2 separate regions of the Homo sapiens genome follow, and region 2 is linked to region 1. A link is an interaction called in ENCODE POLR2A ChIA-PET data of the cell type or tissue named here. Cell type or tissue: OCI-LY7. All regions are shown on one strand. Links, peaks and the distances in the headings refer to the core of each region. The heading gives the core; the rest is flanking DNA.

Evidence for each region. Peaks named below come from ENCODE experiments on the same cell type or tissue, not always from the same donor. Only the 100,000 strongest peaks of a DNase experiment are listed, where the experiment ranks them.
Region 2: POLR2A ChIA-PET joins it to region 1 with 5 read pairs; 2 of 35 experiments call an interaction of 5 or more read pairs at or near these places.

What each region holds. Positions count from the first base shown.
Region 1 is chr3:17,183,455-17,191,454 of GRCh38, reverse strand. TBC1D5 (TBC1 domain family member 5) reads left to right here. Exons shown (of 23, transcript NM_001349074.2): 20 at 6,247-6,346. Among named protein-coding and RNA genes, the nearest start is that of PLCL2-AS1, 130 kb to the right of the region's middle. In OCI-LY7, for the core only: no CTCF peak of the experiment used is centred there; a DNase peak (open chromatin) is centred at 3,374; H3K4me3 peaks cover 784 bases; H3K27ac peaks cover 1,200 bases.
Region 2 is chr3:17,057,201-17,073,704 of GRCh38, reverse strand. PLCL2 (phospholipase C like 2) reads right to left here. Exons shown (of 6, transcript NM_001144382.2): 5 at 5,640-5,749. Among named protein-coding and RNA genes, the nearest start is that of PLCL2-AS1, 11 kb to the right of the region's middle. In OCI-LY7, for the core only: no CTCF peak of the experiment used is centred there; no DNase peak of the experiment used is centred there.

The DNA.
Region 1 (8,000 bases), core at 1-8,000:
AATCCTTTGAAATAACTTTCTAGGATTGTATTAAAATTCAGAGACAATAAAATTCACATTTATTGAGTGTTTACCATGTCCTAAGCACTGTGCAAAGTATTTAATCTGGAAAACCTAATGTAATTCAAATCCAGTCCTCCAACAAGCACATGAGGTAGAAACTATTATTATCACCATTTTGTAAACAGGAAACTGAGGCTCAAAGAACTTTGCTATCTGGTCAGAATCACAGAGAAGGTAAGTGTCAAGCCTAGTATATACTGATTTTAAGGCTTGTGATTTATATTCCAGCTTGTTCACCAGTATGGCTGCACAGCTTCACACCTCATACCACTTATTTTAATACTCTTAAAAAGTCTTCTTTGTGCTCTTCTTCTATTTTTTCTGGTGGTATCTTCCTCTGCTGATACCATATGCTTCTGACTTGGATTTCATTCACACCGTGTATGTGTTTTGCCCTTGTGTACACCACAGCTTCCTCCGAACATCCGTGGCCTTTCCACTTTTTCTCCTTGAGACTTTCCGTTTCCTTTACTTCCCACTTCTTGTTCACCCATCTGCTCAAGAAAGACTGGGCGTCTTTCCTGTCTTCTGGTTGCTATATTTAGCCTGTTCCTGCTGCCTACAGTTAGTGTTGGTTCCCTTGTCTGCTTCTCTTGTGATCTGAGGACACCCACTTAGAAGCTAAGCAGAACTCCACCTCAGTGCCATTCCTGCCTCACTATTCCCCTGGAGTTTGAATTAGTCCATGGACAGAAACACCACTGCAGCCTGTATAATAATCTGTCAGCATGGTGTGTGTTGGGGGCAGTGGCCACAGTAGTCTGCATGTCAAACCCCAACCCCGAAAACATAATTATGTGAAGTGAAAATGCAACAGGGATGAACAGAAGAGGAAGGGAAGCCTTTCTGCTGAACCTCAGCTCGTACTATCCCCATGTTCTGGCTCAGCTCAGTGACTGCCTGGTTGCCTAGGTGCCATACTTTCCTGCCTCCTAAAACATCTTTCCTTATTATTTTGTCTAAGCCAAGACTCTCCTTCTTCAGGACCCCTCAAAAACACTAGAAAACCTCCTTTCCTTTCCACATACACAAATTGAAATCATCTTCCCTTTCCAGAATTGTAAGGAGTCCTCTCTCACGTCTCTTCTACAGAACTTATCTTGTACCTCTCTTGGCTTTCTGTACAGGTTTGACCATCCTCTAAACTTTTTCAGTGGCCATGTTTTAGTCATTATTGTATTTCTCACAAGGCCTAACACAATGCAAACAAACATCACTTTTGAAAAAATTAATATATGAATGAATAATAAACTATGAAAGTTTATCCTCTTTTTAACAAAGAAATAGCAGGACTACATTGAATTAATTAATAAAATTGACATATTAAATTTAAACAGCTGAGATACCTAACATTTCAATAGAAGTCTAATGATGCATCAACTATTTGGGGCAGAATGATAGAAACACCACTTATTAAAAAGCAAATTCAAAAAACAATTTCTTCAGATTATTTAGTCAAAAAGAAAATCATTCAACAAACAACAAAACAATACAGCCAATCATATCTGAATGTTTTTGAAGGAAAACAATTTAATAAGCAATTTGGCATTAGGGCTCAGCATTACAGCTGGTGAATCTCAGGTAAAGGAAACTGAAATATGGGATTATTCATGGGAAGGACCATGGTAATGGAGCATAGGAAGGGATGTGTACACAGGGAAGAAATGAGAGTAGCAGGCCAAGTGACTTGGGTTCTCAAAGAGCTATCTAAACCTTAGCATACACTTCCAGAGACTGTGGCTTACAGAGGAGTAGGCCATATTTTATGTCGGAGATAATGAGAGAATATACCTCAGAAGTTTGTGTGAAGAGTAAACATGTTAATACAGCAAAGCTCAGTGTCTGGCGTATTACAATCAATATGAAGGGATTTGATGCTAGTTATTTTTCTCTTCTTATAGAGTGGCCCTCATCTTCTGGTCCTTTGCTATAGGGCACCAATTACAATTGGTGATGTTGCACATTGTAGTCTACAGGTGGCCCAACTTTATCCTCCTCTATCAATTTCTTGCCTTGTACATTAGTTTGCTATCCCATGCTTAAGACGGTGATGGGCTCTTAAGCTTTAATTAATCTTTCTGGGCTAAGCTACATAAAGGTTTTAAAGCCAGAAACTAATGTTTTCCAACAGTGAATCATAAAACTTTGTATTTAAATCCATTTCACTGTCTTAACTTGATTATAAAAAAATTTTTTTAAAGAAAGAATAATTACCTTTATTGAGTGTCTGCTCTGTGCCAGATGCTGTGTTCTCCATATGTTCTCATTTTGTTCTCCCCCGATCCTGCCAGGTGGGGTTGAGTAGACCAAGGAATTAAGGAACTTGTCCAAGATTATACAGCTAATAACTGAGAAAAATAGGATGTGAACCCAGCTGTGTCTATTTCAGCATTCCTTTGTTCCCCACCCTATGCCCTCCTATAATGGAAGGCAGGACATACACATAAAAGTAAATATAATGAACATTTATCTTCAGTGTCTTAGTTACACATAACAATTAACACTAGCTGGTTGGTTTCATAAAACCTCAAGGCAATTAGCCAAGCATTTTTATTACAGAGGACCAGTTTAATGAAAACAAATAACTAAAGCTATCAATGTCTAAAGCATTGTTAGTTGGGAGGAGTGTGGAGGATGAGAAAAGATAAAAATGTAAAGTCAGTTCCCACAGTTTTGGAAGCTTGATTCTTGGCTCTTTCTTTTATGTGTAATTATATAATATAGTGAAGAATAAATGACAAGCCACCCTTTTGCCTCCAAGTGATTCCATTTCTATTTATAAAGTCTGAGTGATAGTTGAAGGGTTTAGAAATGTTTTAAGATTAAGCAAACTCTAGAAGGATAATACACTGGATTTCAGACTATGGACGAGGTTCTTGGTACCTCAGCCTGCTTCAGCCAGAGTAGTCCTCTTTTATCTCACATATTTGGCTTTTGTATAACCATCCCTTTGAAAAAGAAGGTTTATCTGATTCAAAGTTGCCTTTTTCCATGTGTTTATATTGAGACAAACAGATTCTGTTTGTATCAAGATCTACTTGGGTTTTAGGTATTCAAGATGCACTTCAGTGGCTGCCACCAGAGCCCTAAGCAAAAATTGAAAACTTGGAAATTTGTGTTTTTATATCCCTGCATATTTTCCCAGCAAGTGCCCTGGACTGCTACACTCTTAGGACTTCCCCATTAACTATACAAGTTAGAGGGCCCCAGTCTCATCGCAGTCTTTATTACAGTAATGTTCCTGCTAGAGGAATAAAATGTTTTGAGAAAGAGGCCCTCTTTAAGCTCATACTTTCCACCAGCTGTTCAACACCTCACTGCCAACAGGCTGTGCCTATATCCTCTAAAGCGTGTCTTCTAAGTTCTTCCTACCCAGTTTGAGTTCCTTTGCAAAAGAAAATGAATCCATTCAGGTAGGAATGACTGCTGAGTATCAAAGCTCCCAACGGCTTTTGTATTTTAAAATAAGTGGTGGCTAATCCAATTTAAACTAATGCATGGAGTAAATAGAGGAGAAGTTTTTAAGCCAAGAAGCACTGCATTCCTTGTGCCCTTGGTCCACTCTGGGCTGTCAGCACCCCAGTTGGTAGCCACTTGTAAGGCGAAACACAGGCCATAGGTTGGCCCTCTCTTTTTACAAGACTATCAAACTCTGGCTTCGGTACAGTTCTAGACTCCGCTCATTGGGGAGGACCAGGCAGGACCAGGAATAGAACTTATGTTTCCTCATGCCATATGCTAAGTTAGTGTTGTTTTCATTCTGCCACTATTTCTGTTGTCTATTGCTGCATAACAAACTACTCCAAAATCTAGTACTCCCATCATAGATCTGTGGATCAGGAATTTGGGCAGGGCTCAGGCTCTTCTTCTGCTCCACATGGTATTGACTGGGTCACTTACTGGGCTGGCTTCAGCTGGCTTGGGCTGAAAAGTCCAGAAAAACTTTATTCACGTGTCTAGAACTTTTGAGCTTCTCATGTGCCCTCTTTTTCTCTATGTGTTCTCTCCTTTCTTTCAATATTGTAGCCTAAACTTCTTTACAGCATGGTAGCTAGCTTCTAATGAAAGCAGAAGCTGGCAGTCCCCTTAAACTAGCTCAAAATTAGAAGTTTGATTTCGGCTAAATGCTCTGGATCAATGCAAGTCATAGGCCAGTCCAGATTCAAGGACAGGGGGAATACATACTACCTCGTAATGAATGAAGCAACATGCAGAGTCAGGGAGGGAAGAAATTGATGGTGGCCATCTTTGGAGACTAACCTCAATCATTATTAAGCAGCAGATGTAGCCTTCTTTCTCTAATTCCTACAGTTTCCTGTGATAACGAGGGAAATTCAAGCCTGTTCAGAAACAAGTGAGAAAAAGAGTAGAAAAAAAGCCCTGAAATGCCCCATCCTTGTCTACCTTAATGCTCAGCTGCAGAGTTAGGAAGACAACCCCACCTCTCCAAAATTACTTCTAATTATCCTTTGGCTAAGCTTCTTGTAGTATTTGTTCTTATTTGAGTATTGGAGGAGAGGCTGCTACACTTGCAGGATATGTAAAGAACATGGTTAGTGCTTGTAAATCCTACAGTCGACATTTCACAGTAATTTGTTTTTAGAGCTGCTACTATTATGTCTATTTTCTTTTCTTTTCTTTTTTTAATTTTTTTTTTTTTTTTTTTTTTTTTTTTTTTTTTGGAGATAGAGTTTTGCTCTGTCGCCCAGGCTGGAGTGCAGTGGCATGATCTCGGCTCACTTCAACCTTCACCTCCCGGATTCAAGCAATTCTCCTGCCTCAGCCTCCTGAGTAGCTAGGATTACAGGCACTCACCACCACTCCCAGCTAATTTGTTGCATTTTTAGTAGAGATGGGGTTTCACCATGTTGACAAGGCTGGTCTCGAACTCCTGACCTCAAGTGATCTGCCTGCCTCTGCCTCTCAAAGTGCTGGGATTACAGGCATGAGCCACTGCACCCAGCACTACTTCTGTTTTCTGTGTCCAGTGTTTCAATGCCTATTCCTACGGGCTAGTTCTTCAGGCAGCAGTTAAAAACAATAATTTGCAGTGCTGCATGTACATATTGTTAAAATGGGATACATCTACAAGTAACCTTTTCAACTATTAATTTCCATGCACAAGTCAAATTATACTCATTCTCAAAGAGAAAGGATACCTTAGTAGGTTTTTTTTTCCTTCTTTTTTAGTGATACAGAGGATTCTTATGCAAAAGGACAAGTAGATCTAAGACTGGAAAATCAGTTTTCTAGCCTATTCCAGCCCTGGCAGTATCCTTTCTTGGTATCCTAGCTAGCTTTGTTTAGAGTATGCTAAATGATGAGGATTATTCTTTTTCTCTTAAAAAAAAAAAAAACTCCGATAATCTTCCAAATTTCCTTGGGAAACTTTTTGCTTATATTATCTTTTCCTTAAAAAAAAAAAAGAAAAGAAAAAAAGGCTTCATCCTTTTGTTACAGTTCGATTGTTTTTAGATAATTTAACTTAGATAATTATTCAACCCAGAGTACTTTTTCCTAGAAACAAACAAATAAATGAAGTATTTTAGTGTCATATCAAGAGAGAGGAGCAACAATTTATGGGCTGCTGAGGCAAAACTTTTCCAAGCGCTTTAGGAAATCTCACATTTTAAGAGATTATCATTGTCTAGAAAATGATGAGCTATGTCTTTTTTTTTATTTTTTTTTTATTTTTACAAAGTCTAGGTTCCAGGCTTAGAGATTTGTCTTATAAAAAGGGAAATCTTTGGTTTCTCAAATGTGTGAAAAAAACGCAATGTTTTTGTACCAGCTGCTTAGGAAGTGTAGTTCACTGAAATCCAGATTGCCCTCTTAATTTGTGTTGCTCAATGTTGAAGATATATTGTGCACTTTTTAAATACAAGGTTGTATATGCAAATATTTGCAATGCAAGATTGTATATGCAATCTAACTGTAACTTTACACATGGCCTAAAGCTAGAATTCAATTAGAAAAATCCAGACGTTTAAAATTTTCCATTTTACCCTTTTTTTATTTTGTTGGTGGTGGCAGTTGTGATTTTGTTTTTGTTTGCTATTTAGATTTGTCTAGGTTTAAAAAGGTATCATGCTTCTTTAAACTAGTCTAGATCATTTAGAAAACTTTGGAGATTTTATTTGACAATCTCTAAAAAATTTCCATATGTTTATCCCTTTATTTTAGGAAGAAGAATTAGAAGCCCAAATTTCCTTCCTTCAAGGGCAGTTGAATGACCTGGATGCCATGTGCAAATACTGTGCAAAGGTGATGGACACTCATCTTGGTAAGTGAATTACTTTGGCCCTGGGAACGATGAGACTCATCACAATAATAGCCACTAGCAATACTTTGTTCTAGGCCTTGTGCTAAGCTGTTTACATGAATTACCTTATTTAATCCTTACAACAGCTATATAATAGAAGTACTCTTACTCTCACTCTCTACATTATATAGATGAAGAAACCAAGGCATAGAGGGATTAAGAAAATGCCCCAAGATTATATCATTAGTAAATCGAGTGGAAATTCAAAATCAAGCAATCCGATTATAAGCTGGATGCCGTGGCTCACAGCTGTAATCCCAGCACTGTGGAAAGCCAAGGTGGGAAGATTTGAGGCCAGGAATTTGAGACCAGCCTGAGCAACATACTGAGACCCTGTCTCTACCAACACAAAACAACAAATTTTTTTTTTTTTAATTAGCTGGGCATGGTGGCACGTGCCTGTAGTCCCAGCTGCCCAAGAGGCTGAGATGGAAATATTGCTTAAACCCAGGGGTTTGAGGTTGCAGCAAGTTGTGATTGTGCCACTATATTCCAGCCTGGGTGACAGAGTGAGACTCTTTCTCTAAACAAAAATAATAAAATAAAAAATTCTTTAAAAGCAATCTGACTACAAATCTCAACTCCTAGTATATTGCCCTTTGTAAATGTCTACTTACCTCAGACCAAAATGAAATATTGAGTTTTCAAGATCAAATAATCAGCTATATTGCTGTGCCAACCTGTCAGTAATCACTAATGTGATTATTATTTTGACAATTCTTTGTTTTTTTATAAAAATGTGTTTTTTAACCACCTGCCTGAAATGCATGACCTTTTCTTACTTCTGACTGTGCTTATATTCTAAGAAATGTCCCAGTTTGAAGTTCATTTTGCATGTGGGTCATGCATGTCACATTGGAAAGTCTTCAGGCACTGCTCTGCATTTGTAAAGGTGCTATATCTCACATTAGAGATACTTTATGCTGACTCATGTATGAATCACTTCAGTAACTCCATGCTGCTTACAAAAGCTTTTGTCATGCACCATTTTACCATTTTTTAGCCCATTTATGGACAGCCTTTGTTTCTTCACTGTCCAGTGTCTAAGATTGGTAACTTATGAATAAATTAGGAAATTAAGACATGTACTCATGGAAATGGCCAATGTGCTGCTCTGTAGTGTTGAGAAATGGCAATACCAGGTATTATAAGAAATCAGGATGCATCCCACCTGTGAGGAGAAACCAAAGAGAATCCACCAAGGCATCTGGGGCCTTCGTTGGAGGTAAACTCTCTGCCTTCAAACCCCAGCAAGCTCTAAGCCATTACAAGTAACAACGGCTGTCATTTGGATATAGCCTAAACCGTACTGGCCTCAGTAAAATAATAAATGTTCTCTTAAAAGATTTGGAGAGATGCTGATCTAAGTGGCTGGCTGCCTGACAGTGTCTTATTAGCAGCTGGCTGGGTCCTGTTCTACCCTCAGCCATATTCCTACCATCTCAACCACTCCTGCAGGGAAAGGGCTCAAGAGGGAAAAACAGCAGGAGAAACCCTGGTAGATGATTGATAGGGTAGTATCTCTCATCACAGCAAGAAACATTACCCCTGTCACATTTGATCCACCTCTTACAGACTCTCTTAATAAGCTGCTTGATGATCATTTTTAAAAATT
Region 2 (16,504 bases), core at 5,031-13,030, 120 kb after region 1:
AGCAAAGGAGTTAGAATATTACATACACTTAATTGATAAAGGAATGGCGGGGTTTGAGAAGACTGATTTTCAAAGAAGTTCTACTGTGGGTAAAATGCTACTGAACAGCATTGCACGCTACAGAGAAATCTGTGGTGAAACAAAGAGTCCATCAGTGTAGCAAGCTCCACTGTCTTATTTTAAGAAATTGCCACAAGCCACCCCAGCCTTCAGCAACCACCACCCTCATCAGTCATCACCCATTAACATGGAGGTGAGACCCTCCACCAGCAAAAGGATTACAACTAACTGAGGGCTTAGATGATTATTAGCATTTTTTAGCAATAAAGCATTTTTAAATTAAGCTATGTACATTGATTTTTAGACATAAAAGCTACTGCACACTTAATAGACTACATTATAGTGTAAATATAACTTTTATATATACTGGGAAACCAAAAAAATCATGTGACTCACTTTATTGTGATATTTGCTTTATTGCCATGGTCTGGAACTGATCAAGCAGTCTCCAAGGTACGCCTGTACATACACTTGTCAAAACTCATAGGATTTTGTGCTCAAAATTGGTGAATTTTATTTTACAAACATTATGTCTCAAAGTTGACACACAAAAAATGATGCTGACTATCTAATGGAGGGAGGTTTCAAAGTTGGCTTCTAAATCAAAGAAGCAATGGGAGGCCTGTGGGAATGGATTACACCCTCTCCCTAGTTTGCAGCAGAAACCCTAGAACAGGACATTTTACAAACTCTGAGAAGAGAAGGCTGGGTCCAATATCTTAAGAAGCCTGGCAAAGACACCCGCTGGCTTTATCTCTTTTCCCTGCTATTCCTGTAGGTTGCAGGAAAGCATGGGTGACTTCCCAGACTGATGGTGACAGTGAACCAATTTAAATACTGAACTTCAAGTGACATGGCAATTATAGTTTCAAGACCAAATATGAATACTTTTAACATGGACAATAAAAAAATAACAATATGATCTATCTAGTAATATTAGAGAATGCTCATATTGTCTTTTTTTTTTTTTTTTTCTTTGAGACAGTCTCGCTCTGTCACCCAGGCTGGAGTGCAGTGGCATGATCTTGGCTCACTGCAACCTCCGCCTCCTGGGTTCAAGCGATTCTCCTGCCTCAGCCTCCCAAGTAGCTGGGATTACAAGCACCCGCCACCATGCCCAACTAATTTTTGTATTTTCAGTAGAGACGGGGTTTCGTCATGTTGGCCAGGCTGGTCTTGAACTCCTGACCTCAGGTGATCCATGCAGCTCGGCCTCCCAAAGTGCTGGGATTACAGGTGTGAGCTACCATGCCCGGCCCATATTGTCATCTTTCATAGCAGGACAACCAACAATACTTATAACTAAAACATGTAGCTTTAAAAATACCCAGCAAAATGACTTCTATTAACATTTCTCATAATCCCTTTTCTTAACCTCAAAGGGATCTTTTGGGAAATGGAAATAAATCTTTGTTATGGTAGAAATTGCTCACCAATTCATTTAGCATCTTTATGGTTAAATAAAATGAAATTTAGTACTTAAAAATTTTTAAAGAACAATTATATTAGAATTCTATCAGTCAGGCGTGATGGCTCACACCTGTAATCCCAGCACTTTGGAAGGCTGAGGTGGGCAGATTACCTGAGGTCAGGAGTTCGAAACTAGCCTGGCCAAGATAGTGAAACCCTGTCTCTACTAAACATACAAAAATTAGCTGGGCATGGTGGCACATGCATATAGTCCCAGCTATTTGGGAGGCTGAGGCAGGAGAATCACTTGAACCCAGGAGGCAGAGGTTGCAGTGAGCCGAGATTGTGCCACTGGACTCCAGCCTGGGTGACAGAGTGAGACTCCATCTCAAAAAAGAAAAAAAAAAAAGAATTATGTCTGCTGACATAACTTATTTTATAATATCTGAGACATTAGTGCTTGTGAGATGTGCCAGTATTTTATGTAGCACTAAGAAATAAAAATCATTGCCAATTTAACCAGGATATAATGCAAAGATGCCATGGACTATAAGATATATGCTAATTTCAAACATACCGAAAGTGTGAAAAAAAGTATGACTTAGAATCATTAAAATATATACTGATCCATCCAGACATATTCATATAGAAAGGTTCCTGGAATAAAGTCACCTACGTCTAATAATGGTTATTTCTCAGAGGGAGAATCTTGGGTCACTTAAAAACATTTTTCTATTTTAAAAAAGATAGATTTATAACAACAAATGAATGCTTTTTTATTCAAGAAAAAAAATGACTGGAAGTAAGTATGCCAAGATGTTAATAGTAGATAATTCTGGGTGTGGCAGTTATAGATGACTTTATTTCTTCTTTGTTCATTTCTGAATTTTAAAAGAACCTTCAAAATAAAAAAAAACTAAACTAGGCAAGTAAAGATTCATAAAAACTGGGACAGACATCCTTCAATGAAACGACACTTTTAGTGGCAGGAACTCCTCTCAGGGTGATCAATGGTCCCAGTTTGCCCAGATTGTCCTGGTTTTAGCACTGAATGTCTTGCTTCTAGGATGGCTGGCCACCCTACCTCCTTATGGTTCAAATGACTATGGTGATGCATCAGGAAAGCTTTTGATTCTAGGACAACAATAATAAGGTTTTTTTGTGTGTGCCTCAGAATCCCCCAAGAAACTTGTTAAATAAGCAGATTCCTGGGTTCCAAGCCTGGAGATTCTGGTCTGGGAAGTCTGGGATGAGGCTTAGGAGAGGGCATGTTTAAGCATCCCAGGTAATTCTCAAGCCTTGGACTGTTTCAGAGCTCCTTCAGCAGTCTTCCTGGCTTCCTCCTTCATTTCCTCTTCTCTGCATTTCCGGGGTCATCTGAAACCCTCCCTAAGCATTTGTGCTACTGGGAGCCTCCTGCTGTGTGTTTACTGCTGGCCATCTGCCTGGAGCGCTGCCACCTCTCCTAGCTCACTGCAAACAAAAAGTAATGGGAGGAACTCGACAGATCCCATGCCCTCCCGCCAGGAAAATACTGGTAGCTCAACTTAGACCTAAATTCACGTTCAAGATTCCCTGTCAGCACTCATTCTAAAGAAAGTTTAAACCAGTGACATACAGGAATGAAAAAAAAACCCCATTCTACAGAAATGACACACAGATCTTTCCAATTCTTCCTCATGCCTCACTTACATTCTACCATCCTTAAACACCATCTGTAGCAAATATTATCCTGGAAATTAAAAAAAGACCTATTACCCCATCCTATACATTTACTTCCATATGAACATAAGTCTGAGGTGTTAATTCTCTCTCCTGGACACAATTCAAAAGAAAGTAGGTTTCTTCAGTGTATCTATTTGGTCCAATTACTTCTAAAATATGGCACACTGCTTTATGTCAGCTGTTTTTCATTAATATGTGCATCAGGCTCCCATTTTTGGTGGCTCTCAGCCCAGTGCTTCTCAAACTTTAATGTGCCTAAGAATCACCTGGGGATCTTGTAAAAATGCAGGTTCTGAATCAGCAGGACTAGGGTGGGACTTGAGATTCTGAATTTCTAACAAGTTCCCCTCTGAGGCCCAGGTTGCTGGTTCCCGGACCACACATGAGTAGGAAGGGTACTTGACAAGCCAAAGTTTGGTCCCTATGTCTATATTTGCCTCTAATAAAATTAAAGCAAAGTGAGCATTTGTTCCTACCACAGGGCTTAATCTGCTGTGATATATTTTCTTGAGTTTACAGGAAATTTATAGTGTACCCCCCACCTCTGACCAGGAGTGAGTCAGCAAATTGTAAAGCCAAATCCTTTTTCGTTGTAAATTCTTATGTTTGCTGTTTACTGATCTGCAAACAATCAGGGTTAAAGTATAAGCAAAATAGGTATATAAGAAAAGTACATATGTGAAAAGGGAAATGTCTGAAGAAGTCAAGAAAATGATCTTAATTATAAAAATAAGTAGACGTTTAACGTGAGAAAAATGCAAATGGCGACTAGCTTTGGAAGATACCTTTTATTACATCAAATCTGAAAATTATTGTCAGCTCCAAGGATGGAGCTTTTAACTTCAGGGGGAATGAGGAAATTTAAAAAGGCAGCTGTGATAATGTCTTTATGGTCTTGAATCTGTTGGGGCTCAGAAAACAATACCCCAAAAGATGACACTTTGACATGCTGAACTAAAGAAGCAGGCTCACGGTTTCTCTGACCACCCCCACCACATATCTCTCAGTCCTCTCTCTCCCAAAGATGAGGCTGTTCAAGTACCCTGATCTAACTAGAAACTGGACCCACCAAAGAGAAGCACAAATGCCTCTGATCTCCTCTCTGAAATTTCATTAACCAGAGAAGACTAAAATTTACAGAAGAAGAGACTGAAAATTAAACACCACAACTACAGCACAGAAGAACTTCCTCCCAAACTAGTTTTCCTTCTCAGACCATTCAGTTCCCAAAGAGAATCATTTACTATCCCATTTCTGAGCACTGGGCCCATTCATTTCCCCTAAAATTCATTTACTACCCCTCAAAAATGGCCACATTTCCCCCATGTCCCTCCACTATGAAGAAGGGTTTGTATGCATCAAGACCACACTGGGTTGTTAGGTAATCATCCTCCTGCCATTCCCCATGCTTCTGCACCTTAAATAAATATAATATGTAGGCCTTTTTATGCCTGCTAATCTGTCAATTGTCAGGTCGTTTTCAAGGCAGCTTCAGCGGGTGAAAGGGAAGCCTTCCTTTCTTCCCTACAAATTCAGCTGAGCATAAAGTTTGGAAGGCAAACACCAGAGAGTAATTTTACATTTATTAATTGTCCAAGACCTGGAATGAAATAACCTCTGTGTTATTATTATTTATGCTCTGTGAGTAACACTGAGAAGAACTATTGAGGTAAAGCTCAAAAAAGTTTCGAGGTACATACACAGCATTATTTTAAAAATTATGTCACATTACATATAAAATAGAAAATCAGCCTGAGAGAATGCACAGCAAAAGGCCAACAGTAATTGTCTCTCGATGATGGGATTGTGTTTACCTTTGATTATTGCTCTTTTGACATTTTTGACAATGAAAATATATTATTTTTATAATAAAAAATAAAAAGTTAATTTTTAACAACTGTTATGCCAAAATAGATATGCATAGAGATAGCAGATAGCATTTCCCTTCAAGAAATATTTCTTTCAATAGCAATTCTTTTATGTATTTCCTTTGATTATGCTCCATACAATTCTTTTCTATTTATTTCTGGGATCATATGAACATTATAGCCATAATTACACTTTAAAGTGTTAAATGAAATTTGAGTAACTAGAATCTTTAAATTCCCAATCATTCCTCTGTAATCAATATTTTCTATTTTACATATAGCAACTGGCATTTATGAACTTTAAAATGTCTCAAGGATAAAATGACAAAAGTCCTTTGTCTATCAGGACTTACAATGTGCCAATCATAGAAGTTCCCCTGTTCTTCAACTGATCTACAATGTCAAACTGTTGTGCCTACAGACTCTAGAAGGGCAGAGTTCTTCATGTGATTTCTGCATCCATTCTACAATCTCAGTGGCTGACCATGTACAATGCAGGAAATGTTATACTAAGAGAGGGAAGCATGCTGAAAGAGGCTGCAAAATCACCAGCATCAGAAACAACTCTATAGATACCTTTAAGATGGTAATATTCCAGGTAAAGCTCTCCACTGCTTTTTGTAGTTTTCTTTCCTTCAAACCTTCCTTGGTGCCTATGCTGTGCAAGTGTTCATGGAATTCCATGGCTGAAAGAAATAAAAAAGACAAAGTATATTAACTCCCATCCAATCTGTGGTAATGAACTGGAAATATTTCTTTTTCTAGGTACAGCTAAAATGATTCCAACCTCCAGTGGAATTTCATAAATGTGTCCATTTAAGAATGTAATAATGGGGACAAAACACTGAAAAATTATGGCAGCAACAAGGCAGAAGGCATCTTCGAAGTCAGCAATTGTTCCTCATTGTTCTGAAGGGAAACAGGGCACCTATGATCATTGTTATTCTTATTTTAGAGAAGGGAAGCTCAGCAAGCTTCAGAGATGGGAAGCTGCCAAGGGAGCAGAAAGAAGGGCTGGGACCAGCATCTGGACTTGGACTCTCAGAAGGCAGATTTAAGCTCCACTGAGGACACAGTGGAGACGAGGGATAGAAAGAACGCAAAGTAATGTATTTTCTGTCACAGAAAGGGTCAATCTGAGGTCAGAGACCAAGCCCACAGTACAAGGATGGGAGTGGAGAAAGACCCTGAACTCTAACTCTGCATTTATTCTACACCAGAATTTATATAATAAATAAATAATCCCTACTGCTGTTCAAAACAATTTCTGCAAGATCTGTAGATCCTCTAATTCAAATTTAGTTTACAGGGTTTTCACATAAATTTAAAAATTTTATGCTTTTTTTTCCATTAGGTGGAAAATCTTAATTCCTAATCACACCAATATAACTCTAATAGTAAGACCGCTGAATCCAATTTAAACATTCTTAGCATTTTTTTGTCCTTAAGAGTATATGTAATTGAGAATGTTCAGTGAAAAATATGATGTTCTAGGGTCAGCTGGAATAATTCTTTTCTCTCTGTGGTTATGCTACTCACAATGTACAATTAGGTCATGTGTTTCTTTTTTCTCATTTTACATGTATGTGGTGGAGGGAAGTGCTTTTTTTGGATGTAATTTGTTTTATGGATTATATCAAAACGTTACATAATTCCAAAATTAAACTACATATCAAGGTGAATTCAGATAAGTCTTGCCTCCTTTATGGTCTTCTCTACCTTGATCCTTCTTCCCCTTATATGTTATTAGTTTTTTATTGTATTGTTTCTCTTTGCAAATATAATCAAATGTGTACATATTATTAATAATCTTCCTTTCTTACATGAAAGTAGCATACTATGTACAGTGTCCTGCATGTTGGTTGTTTTCTTTCTTTTTCTCACACAATTGCATAGTGGAGTTCACTCCATGTCAGTGTATAGAGCTCTTCCTCACTCTTTTCTGTGACAGCTACAGAGACTCCAATGTGTAGATGAACTAGCATTTATTTAACCAGTCCCCTACTGAAGGACGTTGCATTGTTTAAAAACTTTTGCTATTACATATAATTTAGAACTGTTGTAAATTTTACAAGACATTTTGTACATTCTTTTGCACACTTTTACTCTTCAGTTGGGCATTCCAACTTCTAATTCCCTTTCTATGCAACACCATTTCGAAGCAACTCTTTACATGGTGATTGACAACAACTTTATTCCTTAGTGTCTTTAAATATCAAGCAAAAGCTGACACACATATGATAAACACAATAAATGGCCAATTTAGGCTTTTTACTTCTGTGTTTCTTTTTCCTACCTAACCAGGAGCCATGGTCCTACTTCCTGTTATGCTAATAAGGTATGGGAACCTCACTGGTTTTGGGAAAGAACAGTAACTAGTAAGATTCATTCCACTCTCCAGGGAACTAACGCATGGACCACTCCCCTTTTCTCCAACTTTTCTTTTACTGATGATGGTACCTGAGAACATCCCAACTTGGTTAACCGAATAAGCCCCTTCCACCCCAATGCCACACACACACTTTCCCCACTCTTCACATCCGGGAGACTCCCTGGAGTGTGCTGCATGACTCAGATCCACCCGTTGGGTTCCTAATGATAAGACTGATGTGCTTGGCTTTTCTAAGTTTTAATACTGGACTTCAGCAAGAGTTCTGGATTTCCAAACAGGAATAATTAATACTCATTATGTTTCTGGCAGTCAGGAGGTACCATATTCTCATAAGTATCACTGAGGCTTGCAGAATGGAATCCATGACTGGAATTGTAGGAAAGGGAAGAGACACAAGAGTGGGAGGGAGGGGGTAGCTCTCTACAAACAAGAAATATGACTCCATGGACTGCAAGATGAACAGGAAAAGAAACTGGGAGGAAAAATGCAAGTGATGTTAACTAACGCAGGACCACATATTACAACTGCTTGACTGGATGTGGGCTCTTCGCAATGATTTTTTATGGCATTTCAAAACTGGCACAAGGTGGAACAATAATAGTGGGGGATTTTTCTAACATCAAGGTATCCGCATGGAAGCCTCATTCTGCTAGGGGCAGACTGTTTATGGTGCCTTGCTGAACACTTGATCACCTGTAAGGTAATGAGGCAATGACAGGAACTGGTATACTGGGCTTAATTCCAACTCACATAATGTAAGTATGGAACAGCAGAAGAAGGGAATGCTGAGCTTAGACAAACAGCTACTCTAGGTCTTAAGAAAACAGCTTTCAGAAACTTCAGAAAGTATGAGTCTAGGGCCAGAGGCTGTTACAGAACAGGCTGCCTTGAGAAGGATTGGGGACTTGAAGATGCAACAGAGTTGAAAGGATAAAAAATGATATAGATAAGGAAGAAATGGGGAAACATTTAAAGAAACAAGTGTAGCTGCATACATGGCTGCTATCTAAAAAGCTCATATTTTACAAGTCTATTAAAAAAATGAGACAAGACCACTCCCCCTTATCTTACTCCTCTTAAAATACCTCTAGCCCAATAAAAGTTCACAGGGACATGCAAAATGTTTTATTAGTGAAGCTCTTTTTAAAAACAGGCAAAAAGGTGACAAATTGAACACTGGAAATACTAAGTTAAAAATAAAAAACTCAGAATCCAAAAAAGTGACTGAGACTATCAATCCCATTGTCATTTATTTAATTATTTGATTTGCTGCATAACACATCTGTTTCTTTTAAACATGTCTTTTTTTTTTTTTTTTTTTGAGACAGAGTCTCACTCTGCTGCCCAGGTGAGGGTGCAGTGGTGTGATCTCGGCTCACTGCAACCTCTGCCTCCTGGGTTCAAGCAATTCTCCTGCCTCAGCCTCCCAAGTAGCTGGGATTACAGGCACGTGCCACCACACGTGGCTAATTTTTGTATTTTTAGTACAGATGGGGTTTCACCATGTTGGTCAGGCTGGTCATTTAAACATTTCTGTGTTATTAACTTAGAAATGACTGATCCAACAGAAATGACAAAATCCACCACAGTGGATTTTGCTAATCAACTAATTTGAAGCATATATTGATTGTATTTTTTTAAGAAAAGGGTTCTCACCTTGACTTTTCACTGTCTCCCTGTGACATGCGAGCGCCAGGGCAAGGACGAAAGATACGCAACCAAGGGAATCACAAGGCAACTTACCAGGCACTTCACATACGCTATATAAGAAATGCAGACAGAGGCTACAGCACTTTCCTAAGGAAGTGGTGAAGAAGGATTTTAATCTTGGTTTGTCTGATATAATCATATGTGTAAAATAATTATTCTGTGGGCAGAACATTGTAAGGGCTATTGCATAGGTACCAGTTATAAGGGAAGCAAGAGAGAGAGAGAGAATGAGATTATACATTTGAACTGGATCAGTCTGTCTATATAAAACAAAATAAATCCATTAAGATATCTAAGATGCAAATTGCATTGTTCTCTTGGAACTAAATTACTAGGAAATCTACTCCTAGCATGTCACAGGAGGTCTTCACAGTTCTTTACAACAACAGTGGTGTATAAAGAACTTTTCTGGGTGAGAAGTTAAGTAACCACCTCATTTTTCAAATTATTTTCAGCAAAGAAACATTAGCCCAACGAAAAAGTCCTTCTCTTACTAAAAAGCTGAAGAGTAGCATCTCTTCTCCTTCTGTAAGTCATACTATTCTGTCTAAAGACTAGATAGAGTGAATTTTAAAGTAGCTGGCGAAAATCAGGTAAGAAGTAAAAAGCTTAAGACTAAGTCACACTCCCTCTCCACTCCCTCAAGAAGTCAAGTTGGTTTTGTTTTAAAACTCCTTGCACTTTAATTACAGGAAGAGAAGAGATGTGAGACTCCCACTATGGGGATGCGAAAGGAGCATGACCCAGTGTTGGGAAGAGCTGTGGGTGGGCAAGCAGCTGTGTGAACCTGTGACTGCAGTTGAACAGGCAAAAGTGGAGACTGTTACAGTAATCCAGATAATTTAAAGAGCATGTGAGGAGGGTCTGGGGGAACTTGTCAGAGAATGGTGGGGACAGGCAGCACAGAGAAGTCACGTGGAGACTAGATAGTGCATCTCAAACCTCAACGAGTAACAGAATCACTGGAGGTGTGTGTTTAAAGTGCAGGCTCCTGTGTCTCCCTGGAGGTTCTGATTTAGGAGGTCTGTGGTGGGCCCAGCCACAGACATTTTCAGATTTGCATGCAAGAGGACTTGGGATCATTTTGAAGAAAATCCGATTAGGAAGATGGGGAGATGGGACTGAGAGATGCGAAGTCCATGTTCAGTAGGCATTAGAGGGTCATTATTAGAGGGGTATATCAGAAAATCTAAGAACTGTAAGACTGTCTATCCTAAAAAAAAAGAAGGAAGGAGGGAATGAAGAAGAAGAAAGGAATGAAGGGAGGAAGGGAGGAAGGGAGGAAGGGAGGAAGGCAGGGAGGGAGGGAGGGAGGAAGGAAGAGAAAGAGACACAAGTGTTTTTTGTTGATGAATTATAGGTAAGAAAAACCTACATATTTAATAAAAATAATTGGAATTTTATTGATCCTGAGAAAGTTTCTCTTGTGATGATCATCTGCATATTTAGAAGGTCATATTTAGAAATTTTTAAATTGTGGATTTAAGCCAAAAGAGTCCTAATATTCTTACAGAGTGTGGCTCTTAGCTTATGTGGCCAGAGCATTGCCTGCTGGACCTATGGAAAGCCACCAGGCAGACACTGGGGAGAATAAACAGGAAGGCAGATTCAGGACGGTGTCAAGGTTGCTGCTGCCGCCGCTGCTTAGGGATAGTGACAAGAATTCCCACTGTGAAAACAATCTTCAGGTTCAGAAATAGAAACCAGGCCAATAATAATGAGGGAATAAGAACTGGGATTTTTTTTCTTTCAAAAACAAGTTCCATTCCCTGCATGTTTCCAATATCTTCCAAACACTATACCAACACATTTGTATCCTAAATTTGTATATTTTAGAGCCAAGTATAGTTGTTCACATTATCTTGAAGTTAATTGTTTAACAAAATAATTGTATTTTTTCTATTAGCCAATGTCCCATATACCAGTCTAATTTAAACTAAATGGCACTATAAAAGTCTCAAATAAAGTATGGCTTCATCCATCTTTTCTTTAAAGGTGAAACGTAACACTTTGGGGCAGCTATTAAAGACAGAGGGGGAGGAACTAGGATTCCTTGATTCTACAACCATGTTGCCACCCAAGTAAGACAAGAGGTAACAGTTAATTCTAGCCAAAGAAATGGAAAAAACTTCATTTGAAAACCAAAACTAAGTAGGTAAACAGTCCTTTGGAAGTGTGACACAATTGCTATGTGCTATATATTTCGCAGTCAGAATATACAGTGTGTTTAAAGACATCAAAGTTTGAAGGCTGTGAGCATATTACATGAATCCAATAAAACATGCAGGAATACCAATTAATGCTTAGGGGTAAATTATGTTCAGAGATCAGCAAATGACCTGATCAGAGATTATGTTCAGAGATCAGCAAAAGACCTGGCTGGCCTGGTGTGGCTGCTCTTTCAACAAAATGATTGTCTTTGAGCCTCAGTTGCTCTGTTCCAAAGAACCAACCATTAGGTTCCTTTGACTCCATGACCCCAAGTTTCTGTTCCTAGGGAAAAGCAGTGGGTTATTTTTCTTCTGGAATGTTAACCATGAGGAAACCTGCCGCAATTTCTTTGTGATAATGAACTTGAGAACTAAGGGTATAAATAGTAGGTCATCAAGCAGCAGAGAAAGGACACATGGAAAATCCTTAGGTGATGTCAATGAGAGTTTAATTCAGTTCTGGTCGAAAGGGAATGGAAGATATAGGCTGTGTGAACAAAGAACAGAATGAAGCCATCAGTTCATGGTGAGGACTGCCCAAATCATGTAACTTTTGCTTTATAGCTATAATGTTAAATTTTAAAAATTGGTATGGCCATACAAAATTACATTATTGAATTTTTATATAAAGAAACATATTTTAGAAATTTATTGCTTCTTTCATGTTATCTCTAAAATCTAAACAGCTAGGATTTTTTATATGTGTAGGTGTTGATTACACATAATTTTCCAATTATTATTTCAAAATACTTTATAATTTAAATATTTTAAATAGTTTTTTCCTGAAGGGCTTAAAAGCTTAATGACAAAAAATGAATTATAATGTTGATAAAATGTCAGGTTTTATAAAAATTAATAAATGGGTGCAAAAATTTCAAGATGGCATAATTAAATTAACTCAGAACATTTAGTACAACTGCATACAACTATACTGGGATATAGTGAAGAGAAATTTCCACTTCTATCAAGTTTTCTGCTTCCCATCAGAGATAACAAACTTAGATGAAAACCAAACAGCCCTAAAAATAAAAATAGGATATATACAATAAAAAGATATCAAAAAGAGGCTTTTGCTTTGAAAGGAAGTGAGGGCCAAGTCAGAAACATGGCATCATCTCCTTTTTCGATGAAATGAATGCCATTTATTCTTGCCAAACGTAAAGCAGACGACCTTTCAAACATTCTGGTTGGGATTTTCTCTACCAATCTAAATGATATGAAAATAAAATATAGCATGTAGCACATGGCTAAAATTTTAGAAGCAAATATAGTTTTAAAAATTCTTCATAAGGAGACATATTGATCTTAAATGGATACACTTAAAGATTAGTTTTTCAACTGAAAATTTACTTTGCTGTCCCAAAAAGCTCTTTTCTCACAAACACAACCAGTATAAAAATTTTTGTGTATAGATTAAAAAACAAATTAAAAGCAAAAGCTAAAATCTTTTAAATGGTGACAAAATATATATTTATATTTTTAATTTATTTCCAATTCCCCAAATTAGGTGTAGTGATATATTTCCTGAAAGATGGAATACCATATAACACAGGTGCGTTTGGGACCTCATTCAAGAGGTAGCTATATCAACAGTATTAAAAGTACCTTAACATAACATGGTCTGTACATGACTTATGGTATGATATCACACTACTTAGAGAACAAAATATGGATAGCTGATAATTTTATAAGAATATGTATAATTTATATATAGTACCTGTTTAAATGTACAGCCTTTGTAAACTATATGCTCTGCCTCAAAACTCCGGAGGTCTGAAGTTTGGGTGTGCGGCCTACCTGTGGGTGTTTACATCCTAATCCTTGTGGAGATGTGGAAATGCCTAATTGCTTTTCAGATAGTTCCAGTTGGTAGCCTCCTTTTCTTGGCCTTCATCCCAAACAATCTGGGCATTAACAAAAGCCAAATTATTTTAAGATGGATTTTGAACTGTTAAATCCCATTCCACATGAGATGGAAAAGATAAACCAGGTTTCTTAAATATATGCCTGAAACCCAGATGGATGACAAGATCCTTGCAATGCCAAATCCACAGCAGTACAATTTGTGAATGAATTATATGAGGGAGGTTTTCTTCTTCTGCCAGCACTTTCCATCTGGGTAGATCTAGGTGAGATGAAGTTGCATAACTTTCAGCCCTTTGTGGAATCTAATTACCATGCCACCATTCTAAACACACAACCACGTGACTCACCTGGGTGGGATAATACGAAGAATAATGCGCTTAGCAAGACCCTCCTCACTTCATTTCACCGAGAAATAAAGAGGTCTTCTTCACCACAGTCATGCACAGAGGAGTTCTGTTAGACCCAGAACATTTTTGTTTGGATCGCCACTTTCACATCGATACTTTCCTGCTCTCCCACAGTTTGGCATGATTACCATAACATACAAGGCCCTCGTGACTGCAGACTGCAGCCTGTCCATGTTTCTCCTTCTTTTTGACACCTCTTCCGATTTTAATTTTCAACAGATAATGTAGTCATATGGTTCCACAATTTTAAAAGTATAAACTGAAATACAGGGAACTGTCTTTCCTTTCCCCATCTCCCAGCCTCCTTGTTTCCCTCCCCTTCTCAGGCAACCACTGTTATTCCTTCTTAGGTATCCTTCCAGAGAGATGCACACACAGCACAAACGGCATATTCTCCCTGCCTCTTTAAAGCAAATGTTAGCAAATAACACACATGGTTTCTCTTGCTTTTACAACTATCTATATCTATATATCTATATATGCATGTAAGATCTTTCTTATATATGTATATATATGTCTGGAGGCAAGTATATATATGTATATGTGTGTATATATACACACATATACACTCATATATACAGAAATACATATACACATATATATACACACACACACATATATATATACACACACACATACACACATACATACCTCTTTATTCTTTTTTTTTTTTTTTTTGAGACAGATTCTCGCTCTGTCACCTAGGCTGGAGTGCAGTGGTGCAATCTCGGCTCACTGCAACCTCTGCCTCCCAGGTTTGAGTGATTCTCATGCCTCAGCCTCCCTAGTAGCTTGGACTACAGGCACGTGCTGTCACAGTTGATTTTTGAATTCTTTATTCTTTATACAGTGGCATAATGTTCCATTATAAGGATGTATCATAATGTATGTCCCAGGGCCCTCCTGGTAAGCATTTAAGTTGTCCTCAATATTACAACAAAAACCTTTGCACATATGACTTTCCCTAAGTATTTGATCATATTTATAGAATAATCTCTGAAACAATGGAATTATTGGTTGGAAGTATATAGAATTTGAAATTCTGAAATTTACTGCCATACGGGCTTCCCTATATATGGACCCAATTTACATGCCCTCCCTCCCCCAAATCTGAGTTATCAGCTTCCCCGATATCCTTACCAATCCATTGTCATTTATATGTGATGGAATTCTGGGGTCTTTAATACAAACATCTGAAAAATGGTATCTCCTTGAAATACCTCATTCACTAGACTTCCAGAAGATCAGTGTTCTCCTCCCACCTCTCTGGCTGCCATACCTTAACCTTCTGTTTGTTCTTCTGCATCTTGCTGACATATAAACATTAGGGGCCAGCGATCCCTCTTCTATGTCTATGGTCATCTCTTATATGAGCTCAGTCTCCCAGCTTGAAAGATCACCTTTGCAATGATAGCTCCCAAATTTAATAATTCCAGTATTGATCTCTCCTCCAAACTTTAGACTTGGAGGTGAACTAGGCGTATCAAACTTAACTTGTCCAAAAACAAACCCCTGATCTTCCCTTTCAAGACCAGGCCTGCCCCAGTCTTCAGCATCTTGGTAAATAGCAGCTCCATCCTTCCAAGATGAAGCCAAAAACCATCTCTTTCTCTCCTCCTATGCCACATTCAATCCATCAATAAGTAGTTAGCACAACCTTCAGAATGTTTGTTTTTGCCATACGAAATTCTTTTACATGCAGTCTAACACCAAATTTGTTTGCTTAATATTATGTTAAAGCTTCTGGGATTATATTAGTTCCTGGCCTGCATCTCCACCTCATTTGCTGTTCCTGTTTTTCCCATGTGATATTCCATGTTGCTCACTGCTGCTGCTGGCCGGGGCTGTATTGCCCTGCATACACTCTTCTGTCTGTGTCCACTTGCCTTGGCTCTTAGACAAACCACCTTCTTGACTTAACTCCTGCCCTAAAGTCTGGTTCAACTATCCCCACAGACAGACCTCCCCACTCCTCCTCTGTGTGATCAGGGCTCTACGGCAGTGCGCACTCACTCCTGCACTTACAACCTAGGCTGCACTTACACTTATGAGTGGCTTAGATGCCTGTCTCCAATACTTGACCTGGAGCCCTCTTAGGGGAGGGTCCATATCCCGTTTTTCTGTGGAATCTCCAGCTCCTGGTCAGACGGAGAGTAAGAGCTCGTTTGTTGAACAAATAAATATGCGGCATTCTGTATTCAATTCAGCTCAACAGATATTTATTGAGTGCTGGCTTTGTACCAAACACTGTTCTTGGCATTTGGGAAACGTTATGAACAAACAAAGGTCCCTTGCCCTCAAGGAGTTTCCACTCTAGTAGGAGAAACACAGACAACAAGTGATGGGCATAAGTAAATTATATGGGGTGTTACAAGGAAACAATTATTACAGAGAACTCATCCACTCAAGCGGCCCTTCTATTTGGATGACAGCCAATTCTATCTGTAGGCCTCATCTCTATCTGAAGCTTCACTATAATTGTTTTGACAACTTACTAGCTATTTCCATTTGAGCATCCTACTGTGATCTCATATGTGTCAAACCTGAAACAGACCTTCACAACCAACTTCTTCCTAAACTAATACTTCAGGCATTCACATTCTTTTTCTGGGAGTAATATATGAACACGGAGGGCAGAGGAGACAGAACCAATCACTGAGTCCCCGAGTGAGTCCTAAACTATCTAGTGACCTCACTGCTTGTAACAGTTTCCCGAAGTCTTTAAGACACTGACAGATAGAACTTGAGACAAGGGCTTTATCACCAAATAAGTTTGAGAAATGCTGAGTTAAAAATGAAGGATATTTAGCATGCTAATGTGTACTGAGAATCTCCAAAGGGGATAAGTTGCATTAT